2 separate regions of the Homo sapiens genome follow, and region 2 is linked to region 1. The links are chromatin loops, found by intact Hi-C in ENCODE. Cell type or tissue: heart left ventricle. All regions are shown on one strand. Links, peaks and the distances in the headings refer to the core of each region. The heading gives the core; the rest is flanking DNA.

Region 1 (15,345 bases), core at 5,092-7,591:
TGTTTTGAGACAGAGTCTCACTCTGTCACCCAGGCTGGACTGCAGTGGCACAATTTCGGCTCACTAGAACCTCCACCTCCTGGGTTCAAGCAATCCTCCTACCTCAGCCTCCCGAGTAGCTGGGATTACAGGCATGTGCCACCATGCTCAGCTAATTTTTGTATTTTTAGTAGAGATGGGGTTTCACCATGTTGGCCAGGCTGGTCTCAAACTCCTAACCTCAGGTGATCCGCCCGTCTCAGTCTCCCAAAGTGCTGGGATTACAGGCGTGAGCCACCATGCCCAGCCGTGCTCTTGAGCTATTTACATCTATTGAATCATCTTTTCAAGTTATCTTCAGAGTCAGTATGTTGGTAGCTTGAAATCAGCTATGGTGAATATTTATACCATAGAAATGTGAAATTAAGTAACTCACCTTAAAGCTGTTGGAGCTTTAAATTATTCTGAGCCTTGAGAAGAATGTGGCCATCTGACTCGAGTCACGGGGTATACAGCTGCAAATTTTGCCTTTTTTTTCTGTAAATAATTAAGACCAAATGGCACCAGAGATAGGCCCCTTTAGATCATTGCCCCTACTCATGTGTTAATAAAGTAATCTTCCTCTGAACGTAGCAATCTGTAACCAATCAAACTGCTGTAAAGGCAAGGCGTGGTGGCTCGCACCTGCAATCCCAGAACTTTGGGAGGCTGAGGTGGGTGGATCACTTGAGCCCAGGAGTTTGAGAACAGCCTGGGAACATGGTGAAACCCCGTCTCTACAAAAAAAAAAAAAAAATTAGCTGGATGTGCTGCCACAGGCCTGTAGTCCAGCTACTTGGGAGGGTGAGGTGGGAGGATGGCATGAGCCTGGAAGGCAGAGGTTGCAGTGAGCCAAGATCACACCACGGCACTCCATCCTGGGCAACTGAGTGAGACCCTGTTTAAAAAAGAAAAAAAATCGCTGTAACATATGCAGTGGTCTCATATGTAAAATGTTGTGATCTTGCTAAAATTTGTCTGTTTCTACAAGTAAAACTGTAACTTATGCACTTTGGAATGCCGACCCCATTTGTTGTCAGTGTCCTCGGGTGTCTATCCTCAAGCATTGCAATCAAATAAACTCTATACTTAATCATATTTTCTGAATTTCATTATTTAAGGTAGATAGGAATAGGAGAGCCAGTTGTCGAACGTTTACCGCACTACACTGGTGCAATCTGTCAGCACCTCCCCTCCTACCCGGAAGCACAACTTTTCCGTCCTGTCCTGAGGATCCATACTGAGTTCTGGGACACCATGCAGTCATGCCCAGGGCTCACCACATGGGGGAGTTAATTCCTTGTGGAGCTAATATTTGACAAATAAGAAACGAGAGCTGGTGGATTAATTCTTGCCTCTTCCCCGCTCCCCACCGCAGACGGTCCTACTTACAACGCAGCTCAGAGCACAGTTCTGTTGCATTGAGCTATCCCCTGCACTTAGCAGCAGCCTGTCCCTCACACCTCCTAGGATGGCTCTCCCTCCTCTTCCCATTCTCTTATTCCTCTGCTCTGAGATCGAACTCCCTTTAACAATAGCACATTCAGGCTTTGCGTTCTAGGGAAGTCAGGGTAAGACAGGACCTAATGTGGAAAGTGAGTGTGGTTGGGAAGAGCAAGGGATTGTGTAGGAACCTGAAGCCAGCAACACGGAGGCTGTCACAACCCCTGGCTTGAAGAGACAAGGGCAGGGAGCATTTAGCAAAAACCAGATGGGGAGAAAGTCATCTTAAAATGATCTGAGGCCTTCCATTGTGGGGCACAGACAGGAAGGTAGGAAAGGAAATATCCAGTCCACAGCCTGTCCCCTCCCTCACCCTCTCACCAGGGAGCCTCATTCACTGGACATAATTTGGAGCCAGCGGACAGAGATGGGCTGGGGTGGGGCAGGAATGGGAGAAGAGTGGCTGGAAGGACAAATGGAAATTGTTTATCACATTGTCCTCGAGCAAAATCTACTAATTAGCATTCCCAGTTGCCAGTCACGCCTTTCACTCGGGAGAGAGGCTGGTCAGATTATGCAGTGGCACCCAGGGAGACATCAGCTGTGCGAAGAATGAGAGGGGCCAAAACAAACTAAGAAAAAACAAATTCTGGAAGAAACAAAGGTAATTTAGAGAACAGAAAAGAACTCGAAAACAAACCTATTACCTCAATTCAACATGGACAGCATCTGGTGAATAAAAGGAACGCTCAAATAAGAAAGAGTTCTTAGAAATTAAAAAAAAATGATTAGAGAAATATGAAATTCAACAGAGGGACTAGAAGCTAAAGCAGAAAAAGTCTTCCAGTTCCTCAGGCAAAACCACAGAAACCGCAGACCATAAAGATGAGCCATGGAAGTTTAATTCAAGATATTAGCCCAGAACGAGAGACCAAAAAATACTGAAGGAATAATTCTGGGAAAAAAAAAAGTGTTTATAGAAGAAAATGCCCCAGGGCTGAGTATCTACATCTTGCAGAGAGCTAGACTTTGTCTCCCTTTATCGACAAGTGCTTGGACGCTGCCTTCAGGGTCTGGGTGTAACCTGGGCGAAGCAGCTCCCTCCAGCCCCGGGCAATTCCTGGAGAGGGATTAGGAGTTCACCATCAGCAACAAGTAGTTTGGGTAACAGGGAAAGAGGCTTGGGACCTGAAAGGGGTGCATCACAGCATCCACCACATCCACCCCTTGGGCACCACTAGAATCCAGCTGCTTTGAATAGACGTTTATCCTCTGTGGGAACAGCTCGTCCAGGATGGTGGCTGGGCATTTTTATTGGAGAAACATAGAACAGAAAGGATATTGACATACATTGTAATCCCCATGACTGCATTCAGCCCCGAGGCTGTAGCTGATTCTCATTATCTCCTCTTCTATTTTACTCCATCTTTATACCCTCACCTCTTGCCTCTAGTGCCTCTGCTGGCCTAGGTGGCTTATCTGGGAGAGTAACCCAGACCTTCATCCCTGAGGAGAGCAAGCCCTGGCCACAGTCTTTCACAGGCGTGGCTGCTGCATTTGTTCATTTCCATCAAAATTGGGCGGGTGTTGGGAACCAAGAGATGCTCTGGCCGATCACGTGGGGGCCTGACCTATTGTTCTGCAACAGCAGCCCTGCCTCCTCCTGAGGAATGTGGATAATTTGCCTGCCAGCAAGGTGACTCTTTTTCTTGTCTGCTGGTCGCTTGGCAAGAGGAACCCAAAGTGATAAGGCAGCAGCAATAGCTTAAATGTAGTAGGACTCACACGGTTTCTCCTGGAAGAAGTGTTACCCCTCTAGGAACTGGGATCTTATAGACTAGTGCTGTCTGATAGAACTTTCTATGATGATGGAAATGTTCTATATCTGATTTGTCCAACATGGTAGATAATAACTATGTGTGGCCACTGAGCCCTTGAAATCTGGCTAGTGTGTCACGGAGAGTGAATTTTAAGGCCAGGCGTGGTGGCTCATGCCTGTAATCTCAGCATTTTGGGAGGCCAAGGTGGGGGGATTGCTTGAGCCCAGGAGTTTGAGACCAGCCTGGGCAACATAGTGAAATTCTGTCTCTACAAAAAATAAAAAGAAAATAAGCCAGGCATGGCTGAGGTGGGAGGATTGCCTGAGCCTGGAGGTTAAGGCTGCAGTGAGCTGTGATCATACCACTGCACTACAGCCTGAGTGACAGAGTGAAAGCCTGTCTCAATAAATAAATAAATCAACAAATATGTAAAGTGAATTTTAAACTTTATTTTAATTACTTTAAATTTAAATAGCTACATTGGGATAGTGGCTACTGTGTTGGCCAGTGCAGCTCTGTATCATCAGAACCTAAAGCTGCAGAGTACAATGCCCAAACTCCCCACCTGGGTCACTGGAGGTGATGGTGAGTAGGGCCACGCCTTAATATCCATGCCTTGGCTCTATCAATAGGGGACATGGCACCATGCCATGGTCTTTGATTCAGGGCATATACTACATCCCAGAGAATGCCACCCTATACCGGAAGGGCATCATCTCCAAGCTGGAGCCCCAGCTGTGCCTTCAGAAGGCTCTGGCATCACTTTCTCAGGCATCAGCTTGTGAGTGCTGCAGAGAGGACTACTAGACCCATGACCAAGTATCCCTCCTCTGCTGTGAAGTGGGTTGCTTGATCCGAGGTGGTGGTGAGTAAGCGGAGCTCCATGTTGGTGGATCAAATATTATAAGATGGATTGTGGTGCTGGCCAACACTCTACAGGCAGGGAAGCAGAATGTGTGTTGCCTCCAAGCAAGATGAATTGCTCCCCCTTCCAGAGTGAAGGGATCCAGTGTCATCAACTCGCCACCAACTCTTTCATCGGTCACTTTGAAAGATTAGGGGTTTGACTTTGGTTTCTGTGGCTCGCAAATTGGCCCTTTGGCTGTGGCAGTGGCTCAGCCTTGGCGAGTTGGAGCTCTTCTGTCTGGCACATGCAGAGCCTCCACCCCTGCCACCATGGCCTTTCCCTTTGTGAGCCCGTTGTGCCAGCACTGGGACAACCGATGGCAGAGGCTAGAACAGACAGCAGCTGACCGAGCCGTTCTCTCTCCTTGGCTGTGTCAAGCCTTTTCTGGGTTGTTTGCTCTCTGGCGGATATTAACATCTGTGCCAGGATCTTCACTGGGTGCCAACTTCCATAGACACAGTCACATGTCTCTTCCCCTCCGTGTTCTCAACCTTCCTCCTTCCAGGCCCTGACGAGCCCATCAAATCACACAAGACTGCCCAGGAGCCAATGTGGAGTCTGATTTCAGGATACTTCTCTTTCTACACTGCCTGAAGCCCTGCCCACTGCGAGAGCTTCCCCATTACCGCCGTCTCTCATGACCACCCTGAATGAGGCGGCCAGAGTACATCTGCAGCCAGTTTTTATTTTGTGCCCACATTTCAAGCTCACTCACCCCTGCACCAAGCTTAACCTTTCCCCTCCTCTGTCAGGTGATCACAAGGGACTCTCCCATGTGCCTCTGAGTGCGATCTGAGGGAAGGGCGCTGGTGTGGGGGTGATGGCACATGGGAGCGTGGGTCACAGCTCCATCACCAAATCGTTCCTCTCCTCATGTTCCTGCCCCTCGTTTATGTTGTGACTTGACCCTGGTTCTTGCTCTGGAATCCAGGAGGGAGGTGGGGACACAGCCTAGGGCAGGGATGTGCATGTTGTCTGGCAAGATAAAGGCTCAAGTGATCCCACAGGGAGCTCTGGAGCTAGGATGTCCCTTTGGCATCATCCTGAATTGAGGTGAGAGGACTGGCCCTTTTCCCTCCATATTGTCCAGACATTGGCTGCAAGCTGCCTCCCGAGAGAGTCACCACAACCTTGGCCAGGGTAGTCAATGCCCAGAGAAGCTCTCAGCTGTGAGCTGTGAGCAATGGCTCTCCCAGCAGCTGGGGGTGTGAGTGCCTCGCTCCAGAAGGGAGATCTAACTCTAGAATTCACCCAGCGCTCTGCTCTGTTCAGCCGCCAATAATACAGAGAAGATTCTACAGGCCTCCAGAGAGAAAAAAGAGGACTTAGAAAAAAATAAAATTAGAAAACAACATTTTATTTTTAAAAAAATTCCTTCCTTTTGTAAATGTTTGCTAAAATCATCCCTTAATCAGTTAAGGGATCAATTCAAAGACTACTGGTTGAGGTAGTACTAATTCTACTGTGTCAAAAACAACTCGCTTTACTAAAGTAAGCCTTGTAGGGGTAGGATTTGGGGTTGTCCTGTACAACTAACTGCTACCTGGAGTCCTCTACTTCCCCTCAAAGGAGAAAAAATAAGAACGAGAAAAAGAGCAGAGGCGGTACAGAGGAAGGATCACTCTGAAATGAGCAGAGGAACGCGTGGACCATGCAAGACTGTGGGGCTCCCCGTGGATCGCCCCGAAGTGCTCTGAATACCAAGCAATTCTTCAAAGTCTTATCACAAGACAGTGACCATCATGTATAGACAGCTTACATTTGTTGAGTAGGAAAGTGTCCCAGGGCCTGCTCCCTGCTCTGCCACACGTGGAGGCCCAGGGCTGGGGCTGTGTTCTGTGGGAGAAATCCGCGGGGTCGAGCTGGTGGGGAGACGCCTGGTAGGGCGAGGCGTTTGGTTTACTCTTGTGACTTTGGTCAACGCTCTGCAGGTTTGGCCGGCTCTTCTCTAGCGCCCTCTGCTGGAAAACGTCAGGAACTCTGTATTGAAAATACGTAATGAATATTTTTCAGTTTTTGGGCTTTTCTAGTGGGGAATTCCAGGTGCTCTCTCCAAAGCCCAGAGCCTCCCCAAGAGGAGCAGCTTTTACGAGACATTCTAGAAGGCAGAGAGGAGAATTCTGCTTCAGTCTGGTCTGAGAGGGGCCTGGGAGCCTCTCTGGTGGGTAAGAACCCAACTCTGGCACTGTCCCCCGCTGAGACTGTGAGCTGCGAGGGAGGCCGGGGTGCAGGCCTGCCTCCAGCGTGATTAGCTGTCTCAGGGGACAAATTCATCCCCAAGTACACCGTGAGGGGTTTCTGCCTCTCTTCCCATCTTGCTTTGAGGGTGGTAACAAGATTTATTCTTGAAATTGAAGGGGCTAAGTATTTTATACCAAACCTATAATTTGTTTTATTATTTTTTGAGACAGGGTCTCACTCTGTTGCCTAGGCTGGAGTGCAGCACTCACTGCATGCTCTATCGTGGCCTCGACCTCCCAGGCTCTGGTGATTCTTCCATCTCAGACTCCCAAGTAGCTGGGACTGCAGGCGCCCACCACTATGCCCCACTAATTTTTGTATTTTTATTTTATTTTTTGAGACAGAGTCTCACTCTGTCACCCAGGCTGGAGTGCAGCGGTGCAATCTTGGCTCACTGCAACCTCCGCCTCCCGGGTTCCAGCGATTCTCCTGCCTCAGCCTCCCAAGTAGCTAGAATTACAGGCACACACCACCATAGCCAAATAATTTTTGTATTTTCAGTAGAGCTAGGGTTTCACCATGTTGGCCAGGCTGGTCTCAAACTCCTGATCTCAGGTGATCCGACCGCCTCAGCCTCCCAAAATGCTGGGATTACAGGCATGAGCCACGGCGCCTGGCCATATTTTTGTAGTTTTAGTAGAGACGAGGTTTTGCCATGTTGGCCAGGTCTTGAACTCCCGGCCTCAAGTGATCCTTCCATCTTGGCCTCCCAAAGTGCTGAGATTACAGAAATGAACCACCGCGCCCGGCCTAGAATTTATTTTTATATCGGTCTTCCCAAGTGACAAGTGCTGTTCTATAGAACGCTCACTTGAAATTATGCACAGGGAACTTTTTGCTCAAAACAAAAGATCCCCATGTTCAAATACGACTCCTATGGAATGTGCTTGCGTGCCTCCTCTGGAGACTGTAAGCTTCAGGTGGAAGCTTGGAACTTAGGATTTCATTATTCTGTGGACGCAGGGATCGGTGGATGGATAGGAGGACAAACAAATGACACATTCCTTTTTTTTCTTTTTGCTCATTGTATTTTTTTAAAAAACATTTTAAGTCTACTGTACATACAGAAATATGAACAAATAATAATTGTATAGCTTGATGACGTTTCTCAAACTCACCTCTGCACCTGGATCCAGGAAGAGAACATCCCCAGACAGTCTCTCACACCGTCCCCCATGAAGGTGGCTACTCTCCTGATTCTAACAGCAAGGATTCCTGTGACCAGCTTTTGTCCTTTGCCCAGATAGAACTACGCGGTGTGTTCTCGTCAGTGTCTGGCTTTTTCGCTCCCTATCAGGAGTGTAAGATTTACCCACATTTTTGTGTGCATGGATTATAATTATGGCAGTGCAATCTCTTATCATAACAATTAGTTTGTGTTCTCCCAGAAGAGACCCTGAGCAAGGATCCTAGTGTAAGCAGTTTATTGGGTGACGAAGAAAACCCTGGCAAATGAGGTGAATTAGGAAGAGAGACAAGGAAAGGTAGGTGGCCAATAATAGGTGTGTTATATAGCAAATTACCACTGTGGGCACCTGGAGCTCAATCCCGCCGGTACCTCTGGGAGACGGTGTGGAGATGCCTCGGAGGGATGCAGGAGCTGTGTATTCACATCCAAGCTCCATACAGTCACTGGCTGATGGGCAAAGACTGTCTGTGTTAATGCCCTGGAACTCCCAGCCAGCTGCAGGGAGAGGCACAGGGGCTCTGGTGTTCGCGAAAGCTCTTGGAGGAAGAACAGCAGTGAAGGCAGTGGGAACTCAGGGAAGAGGGAGAGGGAAAGGAATCTGGGCAGTCAGAATCTGCTACAGACTCCGTGGATCAGGGTTTTACGTGACGCTTCTGTACTCAGCAAAGAACATTCTGGACCAGGTACTTGCTTTTCCTGTGAGAACATTTGCTGTGTTCATCCATCCCACGTCCTTTCATTCTCTTCCCACTTTTCCTTTTGCAAAGCTACACTTTGCTCAGATGCAGACAGCCTTAGTGGGTCTGTCAAACGCAGCCTAGGGTGGGTCTTGACCTAAGCTAGGCCAGCCAAAACCTGTCCTTCGGGGCAGGAAAGGGCTGGGACTGCCTTCTCCTGGGGTGGTGCCTCCATCAGTTCTCGCTGTCTGGTTTCCTGGGATTGCCCAGCTTCTTCTTGTCACTTGCTAGTGAAAGTTTTCCTCAAGGTTCTGTGAACTGCCCCATATTCTAATAAATTCCTCTTTTTGACTGTCTAAGTCCAGGCCCTCCAAGCAGCAGATGCCAAGGTGGAATTAGATTTCTAAGGGATTTATTGGAGAAATTGTGGAGGGCACCAGAGGAGGCTGGCAGACCCTTCAGCCAACATGCAGGTCTGACCCTGTGGAGGAGCGAGGGAAGGAAGGAAGGAAAGAAGGAAGGGAGGGAGGGGGGGCGGGAGGAAGGAAGGAAGGGGAGGAGGGGGAAGGGAGGGAGGGAGGAAGGAGGGCACCAGATGAGGCTGGCCGACCCTTCAGCCAACATGCAGGTCTGACCCTGTGGAGGAGCGAGGGAAGGAATGGAGTGAGGAGGGAGGAAGGAGGAAGGAAGGGGAAGGAGAGGACAGGCAGGGAGGGAGGGAAGAAGCAGGGAGAGAGGGAGTGAGGGAGGAAGGAAGGCACCAGAGGAGGCTGGCAGATCCTTCAGCCAACATGCAGGTCTGACCCTTGTGGAGGAGTGAGGGAAGGAAGGAAGGGAGGGAGGGAGGGAGGGAGGAAGATTTGATAGGAAAAGTTTTTGCAATGCAATTCTCAAAGAGTTTTGGCAAGTCCGAGGGCGGTGGGGGTGGTCCTTAAGCCAAAATTAGCTGGGTCTCAAAGAATAAACCTGCCTTAATATCCCTGCTGCTTTTAGTCATTGGCTGGAAACAGTCCATGGAAGTATAGACTTTGGGCCTAAAGTCAGGGGCAGCACCTGGAGCCTTTGGTCAATTATGCTCGCTGCAGCAGGAAACCTGAGAGGCACAGCTGTCACGTTGCCTCAGTTAACAAGACAGCAGCCAAAGCTACACCAGCTGATACAGTTCCTTTACCTCTATGGCTGTTTCTTTTTAATATATATATATAAATTTAAATATAAATTGCCTTTCTCCTTGATTTATTTGGATAATTAATAGTATATGACATCTACTTATCACACTCTGCATGCCACATTGAACCAATTACACTGTTAGAGTTTCATTTTGTTATCTGAAACTCTAGCCATATGTTTTGTTTTTAAAATGCAAATGCCCCTTAGTAGTGTTAAGTCTTAGTTGTTTACCCTTTCGTAAAACCAATGTTATCCAGCTGGCTCAATCCCACTTTCCAGCTGTTGGACCTTAGGCAAGTCTGTGAACCTCTCTGAGCCTCAGTTTTCTCATCTGTAAATGAGACCCTGCTCATGGGGTGACATAGTTTTACTCTGTGTCCTCACCCCAAAATCATCTCAAATTGTAATCCCCACATGTCAGGGGAGAGACCTGGTCGGAGGTGATTGGATCATGGGGTCAGTTTCCCCCATGCTGTTCTTGTGATAGTAAGTGCATTCTCACAAGATCTGATGGTTTAAAAGTTTAAAAATGTCCCCCTTCGCATGCTCTCTCTGTCTCCTACTGCCATATAAGACGTACCTTGCTTCCCTTCCCCTTCTGCCATTATTGTAAGATTACTGAGGCCTCCCCAGCCATGCAGAACTGTGAGTCAATTAAACCTCTTTTCTTTATAAATTACCCAGTCTTGGGTAGTTCTTTATAGCAGTTTGAAAATGGACTAATAGAGAAAATTGGTATCAGGATAGTGGGGTACTGCTATAAAGATAACCTGAAAATGTGAAAGCAACTTGGGAAGTGGGTAATGGGCAAAGGTTGGAACAGTTTGAGGGGCTCAGAAGAAGACAGGAAGATGTTGGAAGTTTGGAAATTCCTATAGATTTGTTGAATGGTTTTGACCAAAATGCTGATAGTGATATGGACAATAAAATCCGGGCTGAAATGGTCTCAGATGGAGATGAGGACTTACTGGGAACTGGAGCAAAGGTCACTCTTGCTATGCTTTAGCAAAGAGACTGGCAGCATTTTGCACCTGCCCTAGAGATCTGTGGAACTTTGACTTGAGAGAGAAGAGTGAGGGTATCTGGCAGAAGAAATTTCAGAAACTTTTCTGAAAGCATACAGTCATATGCATTCACAAAGAGATGATTTGAAATTGTAACTTATGTTTAAATGGGAAGCAGAGCATAAAAGTTTGGGAAATTTGCAGCCTGACCATGTGGTAGTAAAGAAAAACCCATTTTCTAGGGAGAAATTCAAATGCCTGCAGAAATTTGCATAAGTAATCAGGAGCCAAATGTTAATCACCAAGACAATGGGAAAAATATCTCCAGGGCATTTCAGAGAGTATCAAGGCAGCCCCTCCCATCACAAGCCCAGAGGCCTAGGAGGGAAGAATGGTTTCATGGGCTGGGCTTAGGGCCCCTGCTGCTCTATGTAGCCTTGGGACATGGCACCCTGTGTCCCAGCTGCTCCAGCTCCAGCCACGGCTAAAAGGGGCCAAGGTACAGCTCAGACCATTGCTTCAGAGGGTGCAAGTCCAAAGCATTGGCAGCTTGCACATCGTGTTGGGCCTACAGGTGTGCAGAAGACAAGAGTTGAGGATTGGGAACTTCCACCTAGATTTCAGAGGATGTAGGGAAACACATGGATATCCAGGCAGAAGTCTGCTGCAGGGGCAGAGCCCACATAGAAAACCTCTGGTAGGGCAGTGCAGAGGGGAAATGTGGGGTTGGAGCCCCAACACAGAGTCCCCACGGGGGCACTGCCTAGTGGAGCTGTGAGAAGAGGTCCACCATCCTCCAGAAACCAGAATGGTAGATCCACTGACAGCTTGGACCATGCACCTGGAAAAGCCACAGGCACTCAATGCCAGCTCGTGAAAGCAGCCATGGGGGCTGAACCTGCAGAGCCACAGGGGTGGAGCTGCCCAAGGCTGTGGGAGCCCACCCCTCATATCAGCACAACCTGGATTTGAGACATTAATTCAAAGGACATTATTTTGGAGCTTTAAGATTTAATGACTGGCCTGCTGGATTTCTGACTTGCATGGGGATTGTAGCCCCTTGGTTTTAGCCAAGCTCTCCCCTTTGGAACAGGAGCATTTACCCAATGCCTGTACCCTCATTGTATCTTGGAAGTAACTATTTTGTTTTCAGTTTTACGGGCTTATGGGCAGAAGGGACTTGCCTTGTCTCAGATGAGACTTTGGACTTGGACTTTTCAGTTAATGCTGGAATGAGTTAAGACTTTGGGGGACTGTGGGAAGGCATGACTGGTTTCACAATGTGAAAAGGACATGACATTTGGGAGGGGCTAGGGACAGAATGATATTATTTGGCTCTGTGTCCCCACCCAAATCTCATCTCAAATTGTAATCCCCATGTGTCCGGGGAGGGACTGGTGGGAGGTGATTGGATCATGGAGGTGGATTTCCCCCATGCTGTTCTTGTGATAGTGAGTGCATTCTCATGAGATCAGATGGTTTAAAGAGTGTGGCAGTTCCACCTTCATGTTCTCTCTCTCTCCTGCCACCATGTAAGATGTGCCTTGCTTCCCCATCTCCTTTCACCATGATTGTAAGTTTCCTGAGGCCTCCCCAGCCATGTGTAACTGTGAGTTAATTAAACCTCTTTTCTTTATAAATTACCCAGTCTTAGGCAGTTCTTTATAGCAGTGTGAAAATTTTCTTTCTTCTTTCTGTCTTTCTTGTCTCACTCTGTTACCTAGGCTGGAGTACAATGGTACAATCTTGGCTCACTGCAGCCTCAACCTCCCAGGCTTAGGGGATCCTCCCACCTCAGCCTCCCAACTAGCTGGGACTACAGGCACATACCACCACATCTGGCTAATTTTTTGTATTTTTTGCAGAGATGGGGTTTTGCCGTTTTGTCCAGGCTGGTTTTGAACTCCTGGGCTCAAGCAATCAGCCCACCTCAGCCTCTCAAAGTGCTGGGATTACAAGCATGAGGCACCACACCCAGTCCCCAGTTCTTTGTTTTCTCTTCTGTTTTCTTTCCTTCCCATCTCTGCATCCTATAGCCTGCTCCTTACCAGAATTGCTTTCCTCCTGACACTGAGATTTATTAAAGCATGGGAATTTGTTGGGATTCAAAGAGAAAGGAAAATGGGAAAGGATATTTTAGTAGATGAGACACTGTTCTATTCACAAAGAGTTTACTGAGGCAAGGGCCTACTACAAAAAGCATTTTACAGGTTATCTCATTATGAACAAATGTTGAGTACTGTTATTAGATAAGCCAGTTCTCAGGCTGGGTAGGGGTCTGCAGAGAAGAACTTGAAACTAGTCCACTGGAGAGCAGTGGTGGAGTGGAGAGTGGACAGAGCCTTAGAAAATGTCCTGTATGTGGGCGCTCAGTCAATATGTGGTGACCAAGAAGAGGCAGGAGAAGGGTAAAGAAAACAGAGTCAGAGGACTCTGAAAGTGAACTGCTGAGTCACAGCGCTGTCTGCTTCTTGGATGGCGTTTATCCCACCTGGAGACAGAGGCTCCATATTAAGTGGTGAACTGCTGAGTCACAGCGCTGTCTGCTTCTTAGATGGCGTTTATCCCACCTGGAGACACAGGCTCCATATTAAGTGGTGAACTGTTGAGTCACAGTGCTGTCTGCTTCCTGGATGGCGTTTATCCCACCTGAAGACACAGGCTTCATATTAAGTGGAACACCACCCATTGCACCTTCCTAGCCTCCTCTCAGTGCCTGCTCCACTGAGCCTTGAGCGCCCACTTTCCACTTTGCACTTGTCATTCTTTGAAGTTAATGGACTTTGGCTAAGCCTGCCTGTCTCCCTCTCTGAGAAATCCAAATGCCCCCCAAAACATTTTCAAAAGCTGGAACATTTGCTTTTCAAAAGTTGTCACAAGGGAGTCCTTTTAAGAACCTCTGGGCGGCCAGGTGCGATGGTTCACACCTGTAATTCCAGCACTTCGGGAGGCCAAGGCGGGTGGATCATTTGAGGTCAGGAGTTAGAGACCAGCCTGGCCGAGGTGGTGAAACACCATCTCTACTAAAAATACAAAAAATTAGCCAGGCGTGGTGGCACGTGCCTGTAGTCCCAGCTACTTGGGAGGCTGAGGCAGGAGAATCACTTGAACCCAGTAGGCGGAGGTTCTAGTGAGCCAAGATGGCACCACTGCACTCCAGCCTGGGTGACAGTGAAACTCTGTCAAACACACATACACATACACACACGCACGCATGCACGCACAAACAAAAAAACCCTGAGCTATTAAAAGGGTTGGATTTGCAAGAATTTTGCTTACAGAGAAAAATTGCAGGAAGCTAGGTTGTATACAGGAAGGTCTACCTAACTAATCTGTGGAAGAAGTAGAAGTGGTATTTCATTGCTGATTTGTTTTTCTATGGCAGTGAGAGTGGCTTTACCTGGAGCTACCTGTCCTCTTCTGTCTAGTCCCTCTTGTGGCTAGTGACCAGCATTTACAAGAAAGCTCACCTGGATTGGGAGCCAAAGAGCCACGAGGAGCTGGAAGCAGGTTGTAGGAAACACAGCAGGGTCAGCAGTCTGCATCCCATGGGTGTGCCTGCCTCAGCACTGGAGGAATTTCATGAAAGTCTCAGAGGACCTCCCTGTGCACACCCAGCAGGTTGTAAATGCCAGAGAATTAGGGCCCCAGCTCCCTGCTCCTCAGATGGGCTCATTCTGGGGATAATGTCCCATGCTGCTTCCCAGAACATCCCCCCAGGACTGTGCCCACTGGTCCACAGTGAGGTGGCTTCATAACCATACCTTTTGTTGGCCAAGTTCTCGCCTCGGTCTCACTTCTTCACCCACCTCACTGTGTATCCCGCCTCCCCCTGCATATTCTCTACACGCCCAAATAAACCATTTGCACCCAAATCCTTGTAGCTAGAGAACACAAACCAAGACACACGCTAACACAGTCATGGGGACCTGCGTGAAGATTCAGTTCCGGGTCTGACACGCTGGGACGTGACAGGCGCAGGAAGGCAGTGTGGTGCAGTGGGGAGCACCAGGCACTGCAGGAGAGCCATGCCATGATCCCAGCTTTCCTGCTCTTGAGTGGTGTGGCCCCGACTATGTCCTTTACAATCCCCTGCTGGGATCTGAGCTCATTGACCATAGACATATAATGATGACAAAGGCCATGCTGGGGCTGGCTGGACACCTTTGCTGGTGTCCATCGCCATGTCTTACTGAGACAGGAATAGGAGAGGAGGCCTAGGATAGGCAGAGTCTGGGCAGGCATGAAAAACTGCTGAAGAGTTTGAGCAGGGGGAGGGGCGATTGGATCCGAATATTGAAAAAATATCATGGACAATGGAGTAGATGGGTAGACGGGCCAGCAGGAAGAGGGGAGATGCGCTGGGAGACACCACACCGCCCATCAAGGAGGCCTCACGGCGCTTAGACAAGGAAGTCTTGGGTAGTGAGGGAGAACAATGGGTAGGTCCAAGACACCCCGAAGCAGTCAAATCAACGAAAGTTCACGATGACTTGAACCTGGGGGTGGGCAGAGGGAGATTTCTATAAAAGATGACATCAAGTTTCTGTGCTACAACACATAAAGACCATTAGAAGAAATCAGGCTTGGAGAAGATGATCGTGAATTCCATTTTGTCATTTTGAATTTGAGATGCCTTTAAAACATTCCAATGGAGAATCAAATGCACTGCTGGTTCTACAGATGTACAGAGCAAAGGAGGGGCCAGAGTAGACACACATTTTGCATTTGTTACTGTAGGATGGTAACTTGAGCTGAAGATGGGGAGGAGACTCCCCAAGTAGGTCTCTGGACTACCAGCAGCACAGCATTACCTGGAAAGTTGTTTGAGGTGCAGAATCTCTGGCCCCATCCTGTCCAAGACCTACTGAGTCAG
Region 2 (15,345 bases), core at 8,047-10,546, 160 kb before region 1:
CAGAAGGAATGCCATGGGAGAATGTTAGAAGGCCAACACAGCTTGGTGCCTTACAGGAACCACAGCAGCAGGAGGGTCAGTTTGGCTGGTAGGCAGTGAGAAGGGGAGGAGATGGGCCTGGAGAGGCAGGCGAGGCTGGGGGCTTAATGTCCTCATGGGAGCAGTGTGGTCCCTGAATGGGTTCCAGCTGGAGGTGAACTGGAGGCAGCTGAGAGGGGAGGTAGACACAGTCACTAAAGAGAGGCAATGGTAGCATTTCAGAGGAGAAATAAGAAGGCCTGGATCAAGGCCGGCCAGGTAAAGAGAACATATAATAGTGATATGCAGGAGATAAAATTGTCAGGATAAGTGGGTAGAGGGGCTGTAGTAAATGGAGGTCTCCATGGCTCCCAGTGGCTTTGTAGATGGCAACACCTTTATCCAAGAGATCAAATCCAGATGCAATCTTAGACCCGAGGAGAATAAGCTGTCAAGTTTGATTCTGGACATCCTGCCATTTGAGGTGTCAAGGGATGACCTTACTGGAAATGTTCTTCTAGGCAAATGTGTAAATGGGTCTGGAGTACAGAGGCAGGATTTGGACGGTAACAGATATGGGCAGCAGCTGAAGCTGTGTGTACATGAGAGCTCTCTTTTGAGAGAGTTTAAAATACGACAAGATGAAGCTCTGGAGGTATCCGTGAGCTGAGGGAGCTCTGCTAAGAAGGTAAAATGAAGGTAAAGCAAAAGCCAGAGGCTAATGTGCTCGAATCCAAGGAGAAATCTTTGATATGCCAGCTATTTGTATGCTTACTTATTATAAAGATTAGAAACATTTACGAGTATTTATATGCACAACTAGTTCTAAAAAGTTAAACATATTAGAAAATGTGGGGAAATTGATGTCACATAACAGAATGACTTCAATATTAAATAAAGTGAGCTCAATATTAATCTCTTGCCTTGAGAACACACAACCTTTGTAAGCCAGACACCAAATGCCAGGCATGACAGATCCATCTATAAATTGTACAGAAGTAAACTGGCTGTTTCAAGGGAAAAAAAATCAAAATAAGTCTTCCCCTTGCAATATGCTCTAACATTAATTTTAGATGGATAACACAAAAAAGGAGCTAAATATAAAAACTGGGTTGTTATGTTATGTCAAGTTACATTACATTAAAAGGGAATCAGAATAAGTAAAACAGCTCTCTACAGAATATCTTAATAAGAACCCACGTGAGCATTGTCTTACCAACAGAACCTAAACTCAAACATCCCCATGGGCACATAGGATCAAGAACCCAAGCTGGTTTACAACCTACAGGAAAAAATCACAAGCAAAGAGATTAGAACAAGAAATGCAAAGACTCTGGAACTGAGAATAAGAATGAGGGTCTCAGGAGTTAGGCTGCCAGGCCAAATGAGCAACTCTAGGGCCACAAACACAATCTGGAGATGGCCTGGGGATCACCAGATGCGAGAGATGAAGACAAGCCTGCACCTGCATCTAAGTTAGATCCTCTGGTTCTTTAACTCAAACTTTCTCTTAACAGAAAAATTTACTATAGACCCCAATTTGGTATCTTTGATAAAAAATTAATGATAATAGCAAGGTGAGTTTTCTGGAAAACATGCTGCAATGGAGGAGATAGGAGTACAAATGGCCTACTGAGGACTAACACCTGTGAAAGGGAAAAGACGGCAGCAAGATTAGACAGGGGAGCCTCAGACCACGAGGCAGAGCTGACAAATCTCTGCCAGCCTAGCGGAAGCTCCAGAGCAAAGATGAGAGGAGTCCAGTGTGACCAGAAATGGCGAGGCCCTTGTACTACTGCCTCTGGCAGTTACTGGCTTGGGGCCATGATGCAAAGAGTATGACCAAGGATGGAAAGCCGAAGGTGTGAAGAGCTGGAAACCATCAGCTAACGCCACTTTTGTAGCTGGGCAGCACATTCTTTCTTGAAGGGGAATATGTACAGTCCATCTCTATGTGTGCCACAATAATCTTCAAATTATTAATTAGAATATTCTCATCACATTGGAAAGCTGAAGTTCTAAGAGACGGGCCCCCTACTTGAGAGACATGGCTTCTCTACTGGCAGTTTCTCAACAGCTGGCTGCTACCTCACGTTGATGGAAACCTGGTCCCAGTGAGTTCTCCCCATGCTTTCTGTGCTTCCTTCCATGCAGTTCACAGTGCCTGGGCAAACGGCACAGCAGTAACTTGGTGTCCTATTATCTCACGCATTCTCCTTTAAGGGACCTGGCAGCCCAGCTACATCCCAGGATCATATTCTGATCCCATCTTGCCACTTAAACATTTCATATAGGAAATGCTGAGAAAAGTAAAGATTCAGAATAGATCTTAGATTAGATGAATGCTTGACATACCCACTGTTCTTCAGGTCTTTAATTTGGTCAGGAAACTAATTTGGCAGTGAAAATCATGCTTTTTAGTTTTCCAAAATACATATTGGTCTTCTTGATTTCATTTTCTTTTGTTAGCACACAACAAAGAAAAACACAGAATACAGCAAGACGATGTGTATCTACATGCTTAGATACTGTCAGTCTGCCACAAAAGTAATTTCCAGCTTATTCTGAGGTCAAGCCTATCATTATCACCACTTCTGGGTAAGTTTTCAGATTCACAAAATGGATGGACTTTAAAAACACTCAAAAAGGCTTGGATATGAAATGCATGCCCAGTATCTGAGCTACTAAGAATATTCCCAAATAGACAAAATCTTACACAACAAGTCAAAGGCTGAAACATTACCCACACTGATGCTTTTTGTACCCAAATATTGCAAGAGCCATTGTTTAAAGTCTATGAGGTCAATAAAAATAAAGCCCAACACAACTATCTATGTCCAAATGCTAAGCCTGTCCCTCAGAAAGCCCTAGATGAAGGCTACCTTTACTGGGACAAATACAATCTGGCATTTCTTCTACTGCAGCCAATATTCTAAGCTATACTGCTGTGAATGCCACATAAGCTACTGACATCTTGTTTGTAGTTTCACTGGAAAGTAAAATAAGAAAAAAAAATCAAGAAAGCCACACAGTGTGAATAAATATTACTTTTCTGAAAAACACACAGCTCTATTTAATGCTCAGTGCTCAGCTGCATCTATATGGTAATCCATTATAGTACACTCGAAATCGAAATTAGGTATTACTACTGATCAGCACATCAGGGAATCTGTCATTCTTTTAACTGATTATCCATAGTTCTTTTTTCTTCAGAACCTACTGCATGACCAGGAATAATGTGAAATGTAAGCTGGAGTCTACACAAGATGCTATAGTCTACTTTATAACTGCTGGTCTTCTGATTTGTGTGGGAAATATTTTTAAATTATTATCAGATGACTGCAACATGTCCCAGTGGATTCACACTTGATTTCAATTCCACTTAGAAAGCTAGGACAGTGAAGAATGAAGAAAATACTACATACTAACTCATGGGAAGGTAATCAACTACAATAATGACCAACTAACATGTTACATCTGAAAGCAGAGTGTGGGGAGCAACCCTTCCCCAAACTAGCTGCAGGACAGAAGAGCTCTGGGTAAAGAAAATGCTGACCGAGAAGAAAACAGATTTGGTTTAAAAGAACAGAGGTCTTAGTTACTTGACCTTTTGAATAATAAATATGCAGAAAACTTATGATGAGAACTGGACTGTTCGGTTTAAAGAAAACATTCTGTGAATGCCTGTGCTACAAGTATAGTCTGATTTCAGAGGGACCCACGTGCATAGCAGCCCAGCTGCATAGATGCTTCCAGGGAGACCCATAGAGAGGGCAACTTGATCATTTGCTGTCTTAGGCCTGGACACTCATCTCTTACTACAATGACTCAACTCTTTCATGAAGACAGAATATTTGCCTTGAACACTTTCTCATTAACATTATAACAAAATGTTATTTGAGGACCTGCTATACGTTTAAAGTTAAAAGAAAGTTATTCTAGAACTGAAAGTCCATCAGCCACATACCTCCCTTCTTCAATATATCCTACACAATTCATATTCCAGAAAATATACAGATTAATCAAAATAATCCGAAAACAAGGGTGTGGGGTTCTAAACACTGTGACAGTGAGCTATATTTACATAATTGGAGTTAATATGACTATAAAAAAGAGTATATTCCTAAAACAACTAACATAAGACAACATCCTAAAAATATTATAATAAAATAATCTGAATGGCAACAGCAGCAGCGAGAGGATGAACAAGTTATACACCTTGAAAGATGATGACACTGGGGACCATGCTCAGAATGAAGAAAACAGCACACAGAAAGATGGAGAGAAGGAAAAAACAGAACAAGACAAGAATCAGAGCAGCAGCAAGAGGAAAGCTATTGTCCCTGGACCAGCAGAGCATCCCCTACAGTACAACTACACTTTCTGGTATTCCAGGAGAACCCCTAGCCATCTCACCAGCTTACAGAGCTACAAAGAGAATATCAAACAGATTGGCTGGGTGCAGTGGCTCATGCCTGTAATCCTAGCACTTTGGGAGGCTGAGGTGGGCTGAATACTTTGAGGCCAGAAGTTCGAGACCAGCCTGGCCAACGTGGTGAAACCCAGTCTCTACTAAAAATACAAAAATTAGCCGGGGGCCGTGATGGCGCACACCTGTAATTTCAGCTACTCTCACTTAAGCCTGGGAGGCGGAGGTTGCGGTAAGCTGATATTGCACCACCGCACTCCAGCCTGGGCAACAGAGCAAGACTCTGTCTTGGAAAAAAAAAAAAAAAGACTATCAAACATATTGATACCTTTGCCTCTGTGAGTTCTCAATGATTTAATGGAGCCCTGACAGTTCACTCATGCCTGTATTTATATCGTGATGTTTATTTACCTTCCTGGTAACCTATTTAAAATTCTGGTTTCCTTAGCTGACTGACCTGTCTGAGAGATCAGATTTGTTCATTCTTAGGTTTCTCCCTAAACATTCCTAGTTAACATGTAGGTATCAACAAATATGAGAATTGCAGAGTTGATCGGAAGAGCATAATACAAAAGTACAGGCCTGTTTTTTTTTTTTATTTAAGTAGACATTTATGCAGTCCTTATTAAGCTCAAAGTGCCATGGAGAATACAAAAGCTTATAGTACCTGGCATCTAACCTCATGAAGTTTGACAGTAAAGTGAAAAGTAAAGCTTGAAAGTTTTGTATTTAAGAACCTCCCATTAAGGTTTTGGCTGTGTTCACGATCATGCATAAAATACTTTTTTCCTGTGTTCAGAAGGAAAATGAAATCCCTAATAATTGCTTTTGTGGGTACTGACAGTAGATAGAGCCTAGACTATGTCTCACCTCCCTCCCAGGTGACTTGGTTTGTGGGTACCCCAAGAATCTGTCTGCAACTAACACCAGTCTTGTTGAACAAAGGTTATTATGTACCTCCTGTGTGCTGTACAGTTGATCTTTAGGCAGAACCAAATGCAGGGTCTGTCATTTTCTTGAAATTATTGAGGTATTAGCCCTGTTTAAATGTGTAAAAAAGAAAAGAATACTCTAATAGGTAACATTACAATAAACTACTAAAGAGGGAAAAATAATATAAAATTAATAATAATCTGGGTATAAACTGCTTAAAATAGTTGAGAAGAAGTACAAAAGACATATGGAGTTAAAGTAAAAGTATAGGGCTATCATCGAATTTTGCTTTATTTATTTTTTTTTGAGACAGAGCCTCGCTCTGTTTCCCAGGCTGGAGAGCAATGGCGCAATCTTGGCTCACTGCAACCTCCACCACCCAGGCTCAAGTGATTCTTGTGCCTCAGCCTCCTGAGTAGCTGGGATTACAGGCGTGTGCCACCACATCCAGCTAATTTTTGTATCTTTTAGTAGAGACAGGGTTTCTCCATGTTGGTCAGGCTGGTCTTGAACTCTTGGCCTCAAGTAATCTGCCCACCTCGGCCTCCCAAAGTGCTGGGATTATAGGTGTGAGTCACTGTGCCTGGCTGAAATACTGCTTTGTTCTTGATATTAGAAGAAAAACAATGCAAATGATATTGTTAATTGAAAGATAGTTATTGGAATGAAAATAGAAAGTGCACCTTCCAAATTACAAAGCATATTCCATAAAGCCAAAATCAGTGACCTCTCCCCCAAAAACAAAGTTAGAAGAAAAGCTAAAACCAAGTGCAATGGGCATCAGAATACACAGATGTGTACTGGTTACCACACACAAAAAGTAGTAAGTATAAGCAGGTTAAATTCCCCTACCGAAGACCAAGTCCATCAGACCCAGCTTTCAAACACAGAAAGACTGACAATAAAATACAGAAAAGGAGGCTCACATGCACACACACCCACACAAAGCAATATTAATATCAAGTAAAAAAGTATTAACAGGACAAAGGGAATTATTTCAAATAGGTTAAATATGTAATTTACGATATACCTATAATACTTATGAATCTTTATGCAACAAATAACATAGCATGAAAATAAAACAATGGAGGCATACTCCATTAAAACAACTTTCAGAAACTAAAGGGGAAAAACACTTTTTAAATGGGGGATATTAACACACACTATCTTTGAGAAATAAAATAGGCAATACAGTATAATACGGAAGACTTGAATGTAGTTATAGCAAGACTGGTTTAACAGCTATATATCAAACTTCACAGAATCCAACATCTATGAAACATTTACAAAGTTATTATTCTAAGCGATGCAAATAAATCCCTCAAAGTAAGTGTTACACAGGTCACAAGCAAACTCAATACACTGGGAGTCCACCATCAAGAGTTTAAGCTAAAAAATTCTCAATTATTTGTGGATTTTAAACACTCAAGTTAAAAAAAAAAAGTAATTCTCAATTACTTGTGGATTTTAACACTCGAGTTAAAAAAACTGATTATATAAACGAAAAATAATCAACATTGTGATTCGCATATAACAAAAACTGGCCAAAGCTGAAATAAGAGACAAATCCATAGACTTGAATTTCCTACAATGCAAGAACTAAGTTTTAAACTCAAAAAATAGAAATAAAAAAGTTTTATTAAGGAAGAAATCAATAAAAATAAAAGCAAAAATGACTTACATAATGAAATTATCACCAAGTATTGTTAATCACTAAGCTACAGACAGTTGAACTGGTAGTACTGCAGGTAATTAAATATCCTCTTAATCAAACATTTATTTAATTCATTAAAAAATAGTCTTATTAAGTGCCCATTATGTGCGAGGTACCATGTGAGGGATCAGAGATACATAAAAGACACCATTCCTGCTCTAAAAGTTAGAGCCCTAAGAGGGAAAAGGTGAGAAAATCAGGGATGTCAGTACATGCACAAGGAAATGAAGACAGACAAGGTGCACTTCCAAAGGGAGAACACCCTTGAACTGAATCTTGAAGGACAACAGGGGTGAGCCAGGCAAGGAAGAGCATTTCAGGCAGACCAAACAGCAGCAAAAAATAAAAAGCCTTGCTGCTTATTTGGGGACCTGTAAGAGGCTGCCAGTGAGGGCAGAAGACAGGTGATAAGTGATAGAGAAGGAGGCAGACTAGACGAAGAACATTCTGAAGGCTATACTGGGGAGTGTGACTTTTGTCCTGAAGGCAATGAGAATCGAAATTACATCACACAGCATCTGAGGTGAGTGAGGGAGAGAGAAGGGGTAGAAGATTACAAACCAAAAGACTGCTTAGCAGGATACTCCACTGGTGGGGAAACTGAGGCTCTGAACAAAGTCTTAGGTAGTAGGCAGAAAAGAGATAAAAGAGCACCAGCACAAAATATACAGAGCCACAGAGTGAAGAAAAATACTACCAATACTGAACAAAATAAACAGTAGTCCTCCCTTATGCTAGGGAGATATGTTTCAAGACTCCCAAGGGATGCCTGAAACCACAGATAGTACCAAACCCTATATACACTGTGCACAAATTTCTTTTTCCTTCTTCACAATTTCATAGAAGATTCATTCTTACTGTAGATCTTAGCAACCTCAGCATATAGTTTTTTTCTTTCTTATTAAGTCAAGAACGCTCACCTTTTCACTTAAAGGAAGCACTGTACAGCTTCTCTTTGGCATATCTGATTGCCAGCATCACTACTCTTGTGTTTTGGAGCCATTATTATTATTACTATTATTTTTGAGACAGAGTCTCACTCTGTCACCCAGGCTGGAGCACAGTGGCGCGATCTCAGCTCACTACAATCTCTGCCTCCTGGGTTCAAGTGATTCTCAAGCCTCAGCCTCCTGAGTAGCTGGGATTACAGGAGCACACCACAACACCTAGCTAATTATTGTATTTTTAGTACAGACGAGGTTTCACCCTGTTGGCCAGGCTGGCCTCAAACTCCTGGCCTCAAGCAATCCACCTGCCTCAGCCTCCCAAAGTGCTGGGATTACAGGCATGAACCACCACGCCTGGCCTGGAGCCATTATTGAGTAAATTAAGAGTTACCTGAACACAAGCAATGTGATACCACAACAGTTTATCTGATAACCAGGACCACTGCTAAGTGACTGACAGTTAGCTAGCATCTACAGCATGGATCCACTGGACAAAAGAATGATTCATATCCCAGGCAGAATGGAGCAGGATGGTGAGAGATTTCACCACACTACTCAGAATGGCATGCAATTTAAAACTTATGAATGGTTTATTTCTTTAATTTTCCATTTAATGTTTTTGGACCCTGGTTGACCACGAGTAACCAAAACCTCAGAAGGTGAAACTGCAGATAAGGGGGACTACCGTATTAAGTAGTAAAATGTGATATTCAAAATGTTTTTTATTAGGTACAAAAAATGCAACCTTCAAAAACTGGAAAGGCAGCACTTAATAGATTTCAAGGTTATTTTTTCTCTTTGCTTAGGATCATGCAAAGGTCTAATCTCTTTTTAAAGAAAAAAATCACACTGCACCGGACTCCTCATTTTTTTAATGACGGAACGAACATTCAGTGACCTTCACAAATCCCCAAATTAGTAGCATATAATTCTACCCATAATATGTGGGTTTTGCCCCGAATAAAGCATTCACTAAAACAGATTCAAAAGGAGTCTTCTTCTCACAAAAGTATCTTACACAGGAGATCTCAGTCACAACCAAATCTGCCATGCTATTCTTCATTTCATGCAAGTTTCTATTTTCTGCCTGAAAACTACTGCATTTTTCCGATCTCTTCAGTTTTGGTACTAGCACTAGTTGGCCATCCGTTTTATGCCATGTTTTAGGGGAAAAAATCACTCCAAGACAGTTTCTATAGGAGTGATGAGTAGAGAATAACAAAACCCCAGTGAGATGCCACTACTTGGTTCCCACCACCCCATAAATTCAGAGGATTTAAACTCCTGCCTCAGCACAATTAGAAAGCATTGTACACCTGCAGGTTGTCTTGGGACTGGCCACCCTGTCAAATTCATTCAGCAAGTGCCCAAGGCCTGCAGGAAAAGCCAGTGCACAAAGGCTTCAAGCCAGACCCTTCCAACCTGTACAGTGTCACAAACCACATCAAACACTAGATGTCACTCTGTAACAGCCACCACACTACATATCCAAACAGAAAACAAGTAATAGACTTATAATAGCAAGTTTTTGTACAACTCTCTCCTAAAGGTATATATTAATTTAAAAAAAATCAACTTACCAAAACTGCATTAACAGATTAATTTTAATTAAAGAGAAAAAAGCTCTCTACATGTCTCCTGCTATCCTAACAATAAATAAACATGCTCAGGTTTCAGTGTGAATTTCCCATATCTTTAGCCCTAATGCAGTTTCTACCATCTGCCCTTAAAAGATTCTTGGAAGCATTTTTGCTAGTATTGCCTTCCACAGGATCTCCTCTTAAGAGTGTCAGTTACCAACACATCAAGTGGCACACTATGTGAAAGAGGCCAGCATGCCAGGAAGCTCAGGGCACCTGGACTGCAACAGATAACAACAAGAATGTAATTTCAGACTTCCACGAACATCTTATCTCCAGTGTCCCTTCCTCCAAGGTGAACTGAGTAATTTGGTATATCCCGTTGGGTCAATCCCAAGTTTCTCACCTATAAGTCTTGATGCAAAAGGGAGACTGCAGTCTTTAATACTAAATTTGCATATTAAACTATCCATTGAAACTGACTCCTTTCAACTCAAACATTTGTCTAATTAAAATTACTAACATTCTATAATAGGATAATCACATTTTAACCAGGAAAAGTGCATGCAAAGAATCTCCAAAATGGACCACATGTTTATATTTTGTTCCCACCTTCCGGTTTGTACAGATCATAGACATTTCACAATCAAAATCAGACACCAGAATAACCACATGCTATAGAGATAAAGGATCTCAGTCCTATGTTTTATTATTTCCCCAGTATCCAGTACAGGCGATAGCACCGAGGAGCAACTACAGAGCTAATTCACCACCACAGGCAACATATGAGACCAGTGAAAAAGGGTACCTTGGCCACCTGGCCCTCTACTGTGATCCCTGCAGAGCAGTCTCAAGGCAAGATCACACTATGCCATAACAATAATGTTATCATTTGGAGTTGTTCCCAACCAAGGGTTCAACATCAATAAAAGCCACAAGTATGGCTGGCATTACAAAGAAAGCCAGATGATTACACACCTCTATTATCATTTAAATATAGCCCCATGTCATAAATGTGACCCAAAATCTTAGTCATGCTAACTAGAGACATTCACTTTGCCAACTGGAACTCAGGGAGACTTTGGGGATGAGAGATGGGTGTCTTTGTCAGCTCAGTTCTTTTAAAAATGTTCTCCAGAAAATCTGAATTGATAGTGGCTTTTTCTCAATTGCAATCAGTCATTTAGAATTATGACAGTGACCAAAGAGCTGCATTCAAAATTGGAATCATTCTTTTAAAAGAAAACAAAATCTACTAAAGCATCTAAATATTTGAAATCCTCAATAAGAACTTAAATTCCAAGGATTTTAGAAGAATCTGCTTTTCTTGTTCATTTTAGTTGTTCTTGTCCCTCTTCCACTCAAAAACCGTGAAGTGGCCCTTACAGGAAACAAAATAAAAAGCAGTATCAGCCTGAGAGGTTTGTAGAGGAAGTCCTTCACCTCGGCATGGGAGGAGGGAGCAGCACGGAAGGATGGCTGCACACTGGACAGCCTGGAATAAGAAATAACAAAGCAGAGAAAAGCGCAGAAACTGTGGCAACTAGTTAATTGTAAAAATATGATTCTGCCACCTTGCTATGTATTATTTGCTTATAAGAAAAGCCATTAGCCATTGTATAAAGAAAGAAAAGGAATCGTTACTTAATCCTGTAGGACACCGAGCCTGAATCTGTTGACTTGCCTAGAATTCAGTTCAGGCATTTTCACTGAACCTCCACAGGAGCTTTTAATTTGTTTTCATTTTCAAAGAGTTACAAAAGATATGCAATTCTCACAAAAGAAGAGGAGGAGGCAGGGGTGGGGGGAGGAAAAGAGGAGGAGGAGAAGGAAAGGAAGAAGAAAGGAAATAAATCTCAGAATTGTTTGTAATCCTATTATATTCATAACTCTAGTTTTTCTTTAGGCAATTCACTATTAGTATCTGAAGTAAAATGGTGCTACTAAATGTGAAAAGTTATAAATGAATGCATTTGGATGGGAAATAAAATCAACATTCAAATTACTGGATTGCATATACAAAACAATGCTACAGAGAGTGAAAATCAGCCATTTGTTTCATCTTATTGGCACTGTACTGGATATAGCTATATTACTATTATCAGGAAAATCATTAAAAATTCTTTTCCCCTACTCTAAGGAAAAAAATTAGGGGCTAAATCCACTATCTATATAAGCTCACCTGGAGCAATGAAGAACAAGAGACCCAGTGCTGAATTCCATTAAAGTAAGACATAGATTCCACTACATCCCTGGATTCACCACTGGTCAAATTATGAATCCCAAACATAACTACACCCAGACTGTGCACATGCTGAGTCCAGCCATCCAATCCAGCATAACACCAAACTGCAGAGAAGGAAGGGAGTCAGTACATATAGGCGTGTAATAAATCGCAAGCAATCAAATTTCAATACCAAAGGAAAAACAAAAGCTAGCATCCACAATATTATTTTTCTTTCTCTGTATGTCCTAGAAGAAACCCACATGTCATCTGCACTTGCTGTGTGGTTCACCTGCTGCAGTTTGCCTCTTCCACCAATGCTTCTCAAATAAGAATCTCCTACCAAAGGACGGGTGAGAAAGAGACATGGTGCATCATCCTGGAGTGCACTGAAACTGTTTTCTTTATCTTGAAGGGGAAACAGATGGAGAAAGGTTGAAGGTGTGGTGGGGAGATGAAGTCCTAAGGAATTTGGCTAGCCTTTATTTAACATTATTTTCATTTTAAAAAATGCATGAAAACAGTAGAATGACATTGTGCATGGCTTTTCAATTCTGTTTGCAGAGGGTCACTTTGGAGCCATGCTTCTCCAACCTGTGGAGGTAAATGCTCATTCCCCTCAGCCAAGGGCACTCTGGTAATAAGAAGAAGCCCAGAGAAACCATTTCAGTAAAATCCTAAACCTTAAGTCAAAGTCCCCTGCATTACAAGGATACAGATGTACAAGATACTAAGGATTTAACCATGTTTAACAATGAAAAGTGGTCTTTCAAACGATGAGATACGGCTCTACTGGAGGACTCTAGAGCCTCCCTGTCCAATACAGTAGCCACTAGCCACATGGATCACCTGAGGCCAGGAGTTTGAGACCAGCCTGACCAATATGGTAAAATCTCATCTCTACTAAGAATACAAAAATTAGCCAGGCATGGTGGCAGGTGCCTGTAGTCCCAGCTACTTGGGAGGCTGAGGCAGGAGAATTGCTTGAACCCATGAGGCGGAGGTTGCAGTGAACCAAGATAGTGCCACTGCACTCCAGCCTGAGCAACAGAGCGAGACTGTGTCTCAAAAAAAGAAAAGAAAAGAAAAGAAAAAAGTAACAAAGGATTGTTAAGTCACGGTTGTTGGCTTTGGAAGAATTTGCTTTTCTTGTTCATTTTATATGTCCTTGTCCCTCTTCCACTCAAAAATATGTACAAAAATGCACATAAAAAACATGGAGTTAGAGTTTTTACACTCTCATTAGGAAACTAAGGCATAGCCACATTAAGGGATAACTATGGATATCCAGCCACAGTCAAATGATAACACAAGGCAGGGCTATTATATGAGTCCAAAGGAAAGAATGAGCACTTCCAGCAGGAGTTGCCAGGAGAAATTGGTGGGTCTAAACAGGTCCTGAGAGAATGGGCCAGATGGGGAGAAGAGCTAAGGGCAGTCCCTGAAAAGAGAACTGAATAAACTAAGAGGCAGAAGTGAAACTATGCAAAGAGAGATAAAGGGGCAGTGTTAGCCCGACAGAGCACTTCCACAGAGTAACCACAAAATATGAAGAAGAGCTACACTGAGAGCCAGGGAGAGGACTGTGAGTGTTAGACCAGCCTGGGCCACACTTTACAGACTATAAAGAACTCATTCAGGTCTCTAGGAAGGCTAATGACAAGATAGAAACAGGGTTTAATATAGTGGGGTAATTTAAATAAAATTTAGAATAAAGAATCTGTTTATCTGTGATTTCAAATCCTGTGATATTTGAAGAACATCCAAATGAGTGGCACTCCAATGCCAGAACATGTTTACGTTTTGAAATTAAGCCTCTTGTGTCGATGTATTTTAATTGGAGTGTGGGAGGGTGAGGAAATATCAAATTCTATAAACTTTCTAAAACATACATGTATAACTCCAAACTATTCTATTTCTCTAGTAAAAGGGGATGGCATACAACATGGCAGAAAGCTTGAAACAGTATCTCTGAATTAACTATATTGTCTTATTCTCTGTATTCTTGATGTGCTGACATCTGGGGCCTCAATGACATAGGAAGGATGCCCCTCCAAGGGTTAGCAAATTCCCAAAGATAGTGGCTCAGAGCATGTTTCTGATATGCAAACCAACCAATCCCAAATCCGTAACCCCAACCACATCCTTTTATGGACTCTATCCCCCTCCCCTCAATCATCCAGGGGCCAGGTGCTGGACAACCAGGAGCTACCCCTACAGCCCTGTCAGCTGAAATTATTCAAACTATCCAGTCCTAAGCCTATGTAGTTTACTTACCTGGCCTTGCCCATTCCTTCCTGCAAAAAAACACAATAAAAGCTCCTGCCCTCAGTTCTGTCTCTGTCGCTCCCTTTCCTCTTTGCGTACTGATTTTGCCTTGGTGCTTCCCTGTTTGGCTCTGTGTGACATGTCTGTTTCTAGAGGCCTGTGAGCATAATTAAAACTTCTTCCTTCATAACAATCATTTTCATGTTTCTGTGCCTTACCACACCTGATTAAAACGAATCTCAGGTACCATTAAAATAACCTGTCAAGCTTGAATCCAGAAGGTTCTCAATGTGAATTATTTGATCTTGAGACCCATTCACCAAGTACCTTGTGTTTCTACACCAACTCTCCTTTCCCTTATGCAGGTAACTAATTCAAGAACCATCACCAAAATATCACTTCTGAAAAGAACCATTCAGGATTTTCTGTGATTCAGAAGGTCATTACTGGAGCTCTGACATGAATTCATTCTTACCAGTAGACTCTTCCGCTCACCACGAAATGGTAATTTATACTCCATGAGGACGGGAGGCTCTGGCTACCTTGCTCATTGTTGTATCTCCAGCACCTACGTGTGTCTGACACAGTGCATACCTAATAAATGTGTCTGATGAATAAATGAATTGTAAAGAATAGTATATGTTGATATAGACAGCCTATGGAATACAGCTTAGAAAGAATACCAACACTCCTAAGTGGTAGGCAGCATGCCAGTAAGTTAGAATAATAGGTTCTAGAGTTAGACTAAAGGTTAAATCCCTACTCTCCCATTTACTAAGTGTGCACCCTTGGGCAAGTCACCTAACCCTACAAAGCCTCCAACATTTCATTCATAAAAACTGGGAAGACCAAACCTACTTCAGAAGGAAAGGATTAAACAGACTAGCCCATGTAAAACATGTAGATTCCGGTTAAGATGGTAAATGTAAATTCATGTTGTGGAGTCCCACATCATCATCCCCACATCTCCATTTGAAAGACAAAGCAATGATGGATGAAATATGGTTTTTAAAGTACAGTAAGAGTCATAACCATAGTAAAAAAAAAAAAAAAAGTATGATAGGCCAGGCATAGTGGCTCATGCCTGTAATCCCAGCACTTTGTGAGGCCGAGGCACATGGATCACCTGAGGTCAGGAGTTCAAGACCAGCCTGGCCAACATGGTGAAACCCTGTCTCTACTAAAAAATATAACAATTAGCCGGGCACGGTGGCAGGCACCTGTAGTCCCAA

What was found. Hi-C counts contacts between places; a loop is a spot of excess contacts. Peaks named below come from ENCODE experiments on the same cell type or tissue, not always from the same donor. Only the 100,000 strongest peaks of a DNase experiment are listed, where the experiment ranks them.
Region 2: a loop joins it to region 1, with 16 times the contacts of the local background. A loop is called at or near these places in 92 of 110 quality-filtered maps.

The regions. Positions count from the first base shown.
Region 1 is chr20:20,819,019-20,834,363 of GRCh38, forward strand. No RefSeq gene overlaps it. Among named protein-coding and RNA genes, the nearest start is that of RALGAPA2, 110 kb to the left of the region's middle. RefSeq lists an enhancer at 1,913-2,702. In heart left ventricle, for the core only: CTCF peaks have their summits at 6,159 (motif pointing left) and 6,364; a DNase peak (open chromatin) is centred at 6,123; H3K27me3 peaks cover 909 bases.
Region 2 is chr20:20,655,491-20,670,835 of GRCh38, forward strand. The region is part of intron 3 of RALGAPA2 (Ral GTPase activating protein catalytic subunit alpha 2); the gene reads right to left. It also overlaps the pseudogene EIF4E2P1. Among named protein-coding and RNA genes, the nearest start is that of RALGAPA2, 49 kb to the right of the region's middle. RefSeq lists a silencer at 9,513-9,572. In heart left ventricle, for the core only: a CTCF peak has its summit at 9,496 (motif pointing right); no DNase peak of the experiment used is centred there.